Regions from separate parts of the Homo sapiens genome. Here region 1 is linked to region 2. A link is a loop called in an ENCODE intact Hi-C map of the cell type or tissue named here. Cell type or tissue: endothelial cell of umbilical vein. All regions are shown on one strand. Links, peaks and the distances in the headings refer to the core of each region. The heading gives the core; the rest is flanking DNA.

Evidence for each region. Hi-C counts contacts between places; a loop is a spot of excess contacts. Peaks named below come from ENCODE experiments on the same cell type or tissue, not always from the same donor. Only the 100,000 strongest peaks of a DNase experiment are listed, where the experiment ranks them.
Region 1: a loop joins it to region 2, with 9 times the contacts of the local background. A loop is called at or near these places in 1 of 110 quality-filtered maps.

Annotation. Positions count from the first base shown.
Region 1 is chr6:2,786,380-2,789,282 of GRCh38, forward strand. It overlaps WRNIP1 (WRN helicase interacting protein 1), which reads left to right. Exons shown (of 7, transcript NM_020135.3): 7 at 1-573. Among named protein-coding and RNA genes, the nearest start is that of WRNIP1, 22 kb to the left of the region's middle. In endothelial cell of umbilical vein, for the core only: no CTCF peak of the experiment used is centred there; no DNase peak of the experiment used is centred there.
Region 2 is chr6:3,226,201-3,229,103 of GRCh38, forward strand. It overlaps TUBB2B (tubulin beta 2B class IIb), which reads right to left and starts at 1,453. Exons shown (of 4, transcript NM_178012.5): 1 at 1,287-1,453; 2 at 361-469; 3 at 1-69. The coding sequence starts at 1,343. RefSeq lists enhancers at 436-1,096, 1,097-1,755 and a silencer at 1,360-1,649. In endothelial cell of umbilical vein, for the core only: no CTCF peak of the experiment used is centred there; no DNase peak of the experiment used is centred there; H3K4me3 peaks cover 493 bases; H3K27me3 peaks cover 1,941 bases.

The sequences.
Region 1 (2,903 bases), core at 149-2,648, 440 kb before region 2:
TGTATGTTGCAGAGGCTTGGCCCGACTGGCCTCCCTCCTTCTGTCTGGAGTGGTTGCACTGCAGTGTGCAGTTGCCATCCCCAGAATCTCCCTTCATCATCACCCTGGAGCTTTCCTCTGCTTCTCCCTGCACCCCATCTGATGACAGGACTGACTGCTTTCTGGCACAGGTGGCATGTACCCTCTAGTAGCTTTATGGAGCAGGGGTGTGTGGAGGAAAAGTATTTTTAGACCTCAGGAGACTCAAAATGCTTTTATTGTACCTTCAGACGTGTCTGAGGGTTTGGCTAGTAATAAATTGTAGGTAAGAAATTACTTGTGCATTGTTTTACACTTTCCCACATTGTTGTCAAGTTTGAAGGCATCCTGATGTGTGTGGTCTTTTGTTTGTAACCTCTATCAACTTGTAGACTCTTCTGTCTTTGCTCCCCGTGTTTTAAAAGTCTGCACTGGGTACTTGTTGGGCCTTTCAATCTGGAAACTCCTTTCAGTTCTAGGGAAGTTTCTTTTTTTATTCAATAAATTTATTTATTTATGAGACCAACTCTTGCTCTTTTTCCCAGGCTGGAGGGCAATGATGCGATCTCGGCTCACTGCAACCTCCACCTCCCAGGTTCAAGCGATTCTCCTGCCTCAGCCTCCCAAGTAGTTGGGATTACAGGCGCACACCACCACACAAGGCTAATTTTTGTATTTTTAGTAGAGACGGGGGTTTCACCATGTTGGTCAGGCTGGTCTCGAACTCCTGACCTCGGGTGATCCACCCACCTCAGCCTCCCAAAGTGCTGGGATGACAGGCGTGAGCCACCGCGCCCGGCCTCAATAAATATTGAGTGCCTGTTTTATGCTGAGCATTCTTGTTGATGTTAAAACACATCAGTGAGCAGAAGAGACCAAAAATTCTGTGTTCTTAAAGCCTATGGTATGAAAAATAATATGTTAATATGCCAAATAGTGATAAGTGCTATGCTAAGGAGAAAATGAATGAAAGATTGAATATGGAAAGGGGAGGTATGGGTGCAGTTTTAGTAGAGTAGCCAAGGTGGATCTCACCAAGAAAGTGTTTGAGTCAAGACTTCAAGGAAGTGAATGTGCCTTTCAGACACCCGGGAAAGGATCATCCCAGGCAGAGGGAAAAGCAAGTGCAAAGGCGCCGAGGGAGGATGGAAGGCTGGGTGGGTTCAGCATCCAGTAAGGAGACCAGTCTAGCCGGAGGGGAGGAAAGAGTGGTAGAAGTCGAGGCCGAGGATCATGGAGCTTCAGATAAGGTGGGACCTTTTAGGTCATGGGAAGGACTTTGGCTTTTACTCAAGGTTTCCCTCAAAGAGTGTCATGATGAGACTTTGATGTTATAGGGATCCCTTGCCGCAGTGTTGGGACTAGACGGTAGGTAGGGTCAGGCTCATCTTTTCAGTCAAGTAGGTCAAGGCATGGCTCCCTGCGTTCTCAGCGCCAGGTGGGGAAAGAGGAAAGTCGTCATACATCACTCAGTATGTGCCTACCACTTTGATCTTCTGACTGAAATGGTACCCAAGCCCCTGGCTCTATCTGGGCCCCTCTGGTTCAGAGATCTTCCCCTGGCCTGGAGTAGGAGAGGGTGTCTGGAGACCCATCTTCCTCTTCCTTACCTGCTGCCACCTCCCAAGCCTCTGAGACGTCTGCCACGTTGATGCCTTGGCATTCCCCACTCGACTTGCCAGGTCAGTTACCATTTGCCCGCCATGTTTCCACCTCCAGCATCATGTTGCCATTATCTCACTTGTTCTCCTCACTTTCAAGGATTGATGGATTTTAAGGATTCCTTTACTGTATTTTTGGTGGAGGCTTAGGAGGAAATAAAATCACATGTGGGTCCAATCCATTATCTTTACTAGTATTTCATTAAGAAATGTATAGCCCAGTTTTTTCTTGATTTTTTTTTTTTTTTTTTTGGAGACGGAGGCTTGTGCTCTTTTGCCCAGGCTGGAGTGCAATGACGCGATCTCGGCTCACTGCAACCTCCACCTCCTGGGTTCAAGCACTTCTCCTGCCTCAGCCTCCTGAGTAGCTGGGACTACAGGCACACACCACCACGCCTGGCTAATTTTTTTGTATTTTAGTAAAGACAAGGTTTTACTGTCTTGCCCAGGCTGGTCTCGAACTCCTGAGCTCAGGCAATCCGCCTGCCTCAGCCTCCCAAAATGCTAGGATTACAGGCATGAGCCACTGTGCCTGGCCAATTTTGATTCTTTAAAAATAACATTTTTACAGGCCAGGCGTGGTGGCTCACACCTGTAATCCCAGCACTTTGGGAGGCCAAGGCAGGTGGATCACGAGGTCAGGAGATCGAGACCATCCTGGCTAACAAGGTGAAACCCCGTCTCTACTAAAAATACAAAAAATTAGCCGGGCGCGGTGGCGGGCGCCTGTAGTCCCAGCTACTCGGGAGGCTAAGGCAGGAGAATGGCGTGAACCCGGGAAGCGGAGCTTGCAGTGAGCCGAGATTGCGCCACTGCAGTCCGCAGTCCAGCCTGGGCGACAGAGCGAGACTCCGTCTCAAAAAAAAAAAAAAAAAAAAAATTTTTGTTGGGGGATGGAGTTACTTCCAAATAAGAAGTGTGCTTGTGATGTAACCGGAGGTGACATTAACTCCTCAACAAGCTTTTCCGTCATGACTCACTCCTGCCAGTTTCCCAAGGGACGGATCCCAGTGGTGGTCAAGGCACAGGTGTGAATTTATGCCAGGACGATATGTGAGCATCGTAACTCAAGCCAACAGATAAGTGATGAGGGCTTTTTGAGATCCATCATCCTATTAGACATGCGGCCCTGAACACAGTGTGTAACGCGGACACGGGGCCTGTGCTGGAGCACGCGGTGCTGGGGAGAGCCTGCAGCACACTTTCTGCTGTATCCAGCAGCGG
Region 2 (2,903 bases), core at 278-2,777:
CAGACCTAACCGAATCCATCGTGCCTGGCTCCAGATCCACGAGGATGGCCCGAGGAACATATTTGTTACCTGCAAGGAACAACAGTGACTTAGACCCTCAGGCAAGGACCTCTGCAGAGAAGGGCTTGGCGCCTGCTGCCATCATGCAGATGTTGCCCCAAACAAAGGGAGACCCACCATCAGGTTCTCAAAGGGCTCTGTTGGCATAAGGAAGCCCAATGAAATACTGCAGGGAAAGAGCGGGGATCCTAAACTGAATAGTCCACCCTCTCCCAGGGCCACACCCCTGGGGTCCCACGCAAGGGAAAGGGGAGAAGGTGGAAAAACTGAAGGGAGTGGGGGTGGGGCAAGGGTGATTACCAGTGGCTTCATTGTAGTAAACATTGATTCTCTCCAGCTGCAAATCACTGTCTCCATGGTAACTGCCAGTGGGGTCAATCCCATGCTCATCACTGATGACCTCCCAAAACTGAGACAGAAAGGCTGCATTTAGCCATGAACGATGCCCCCAGAAACGCCAAGGCTCACAATGAAATGTCCCCGACTCAGTTCCGACAACCCAACATTTCAGGAGCTTGAAGCTTTAAAGGGCGTCGTGACCCGGGCACAGCCGCGGGGCTTGTATTTTGCAGGTTCAGAAAGTTGAAACTGGGCGTTTCCCAGGCAAACAGCTGCCGCTCGCGGGGGGAGGTAGGGGTCGAGGGGGTAAGGACCAGCCAAAGCCGGGCAGTGGCGGAGCTTGGCGCACTGGTCGCAGCCCCAGGCTGCGGCAGGAGGCGAGGGCACAGGGACTGCAGCCCGCCAGGAGCGGGTGGGCGGGGAAAGAGGAACGCAAAGGAGCTAAAGGACCGCGGTTTTAGATTCAAAGCACGTCCTGAGACCGCAAGACAATCGCTCTCCTCCCCTCCCCCGGCAGCTCGACTCCGGTTCAAGCGAGTACAATTAATCCTCCTGGTGTCCCAGCCCCTCGCGCGGAGCGCCGCGCACAGCCTCGCGGACACACCCTCGTCTTCTCCAGGCACGCGTGCCTGCCAAGCAGCCAGCGCGGAGGGAGGCCGAGGGGGTGACGGGGACTCCAAATGAGTTACAGCAGAAAGAAAGAGAGGTGCCCCCTCCGTCCGCGAAAGTCACCTCCTAGCCCAGGCCACACTCGGCGGCACAAAGCGGCCAGGAAGGTCTGCATTTGGCGATCCCCAGGCCTTCCCAGGACCGCGCCTGGGGACCCCGAGGGGCTCTCGGCCCAGGTTCGCGCCCCCATTGGACCCCCTCCGCTGCGGCGCGCCCACCTTGGCGCCGATCTGGTTGCCGCACTGGCCCGCCTGGATGTGCACGATCTCACGCATGGTGCCTCGTCAGCGTCCTCCTGGTCCGGCGGCGTCTGGGTCTGTCCGTCCTCCCCTCACACACCCACTGCGGGGTCACCGGGAAGGCGCTCGGGAACCGACGGGCTGAGAGCGCCGGCCCCGCGGGCTCCGGCTTTTATGCAAGGAGGGTGGGGCGGCCGGCACAGGCCGCGCCCCCAGCCCGAGCCCCCCAGTCCCCTTCGCGCTGGCGCTCTCCAGGCCCGGCTGACGTAATGCTCCGAGCCCTAGGGACCGTCCGGGGGGCTGGACCACCGGCCCGCGGCCAATCAGAGCGGGCGTGCCGACCGGGAGAGGGGTGGGGGCTACCGGGAGTATGGTGGGGGCGTGCGCATTGTCTGGGGCTGTGGTGGGGGTCTGGGTATGGGGATATGGGGGAACAGTGAAGAAAAGGAGGGTGAGAGGGCGGCGAGGCGAGGGCCACCAGCGCGTCCTGACCGGGGTGGGGGCAGAGCTGGCACCGGATGGGAACGATGGAGGACTGGAGCATGTGGAGAAGCCGTCAGGTGCTCCAGTGCCGGCAGGTGGGAGGGCTGAGGTGGCACAGGCTGCTCCGCCACCTCGGACTGCGGCTCCTACTCGGCCACTGGCCAGAGTCCCTCCAGCCAACTGCCCCTGGTGAGACCACCGTCTTTTTCCTCAACCCTGGAGGCCAGCGACTGCCCAGGCGGCGCTCCGTCTCACAGAGGCCTGGGGGAGGACAGGTGGCCCCAGAAGGAAGTCGTGCTTGATGGCAACCGGGACACCTGCGGCCCATGAACACCAGCGCGGCCTCCGCCCCCGCCCCAGCGTGGGCCTGCTTTCTCCTTTGTCTGTCTTGGGCTGGTAGCTCCTCTCACTGCGCCGCAGCATCTAGGGGTGAAGCGACCTCGGAGCCCCTCAGCCCTGCCCGACCCTCTCCGGGAGTGCATAACGCCCCTGCTGGTACCCAGGAGCCCTCTGCCCCGGGGGTTGACTTTTGTTGCTCGCTAGTGATGGAGTGGGAGTGGCCGGTGGCGCTGCACTGACCGTCCGGAGGGCAGAAAGAGGGTGGGGTCCCGGGGGCGGGGCTGTCGGCGGAACAAAGGGCTCTCAGAAACGTGGGATACGCTGTGTAACCCAGTATTTAAAACCACACGACAGGCGCCCCACCCCCCCACCCCGCCCTCGGATTCAGTTCATCTATTGTCAAGTAAGAGGGTGGGTTCCAAGGGTGGCCCAAGCCCGAGTAACAAACTTTCTTATCTTCCATCGCGGCGACCTGGAGGTCCGAGGCTTCGTGCTGCGGTTGAAGGGTGGGGAATACGACTAAAAACTGCAGCCCAGCGCGCGCGAGACGACCCAAGACCCACGCGCACTCGCACGAGCGCGTGCACAGACTTGGAGCACAGACCCTCCCTTCAGATCCGCAGTCTCTAGGTACTGAGGCAGGAACTGGTCTCTTTGTTACTTTTCGCGCGCGCGTGTGTGTGTGTGTGTGTGAGAGAGAGAGAGAAAGAGAGAGAGAGAGAGACTAATCCTGCGTGCGTTTGAGGGCGGGAGGGGAAAGGGTGTCAGAAACGT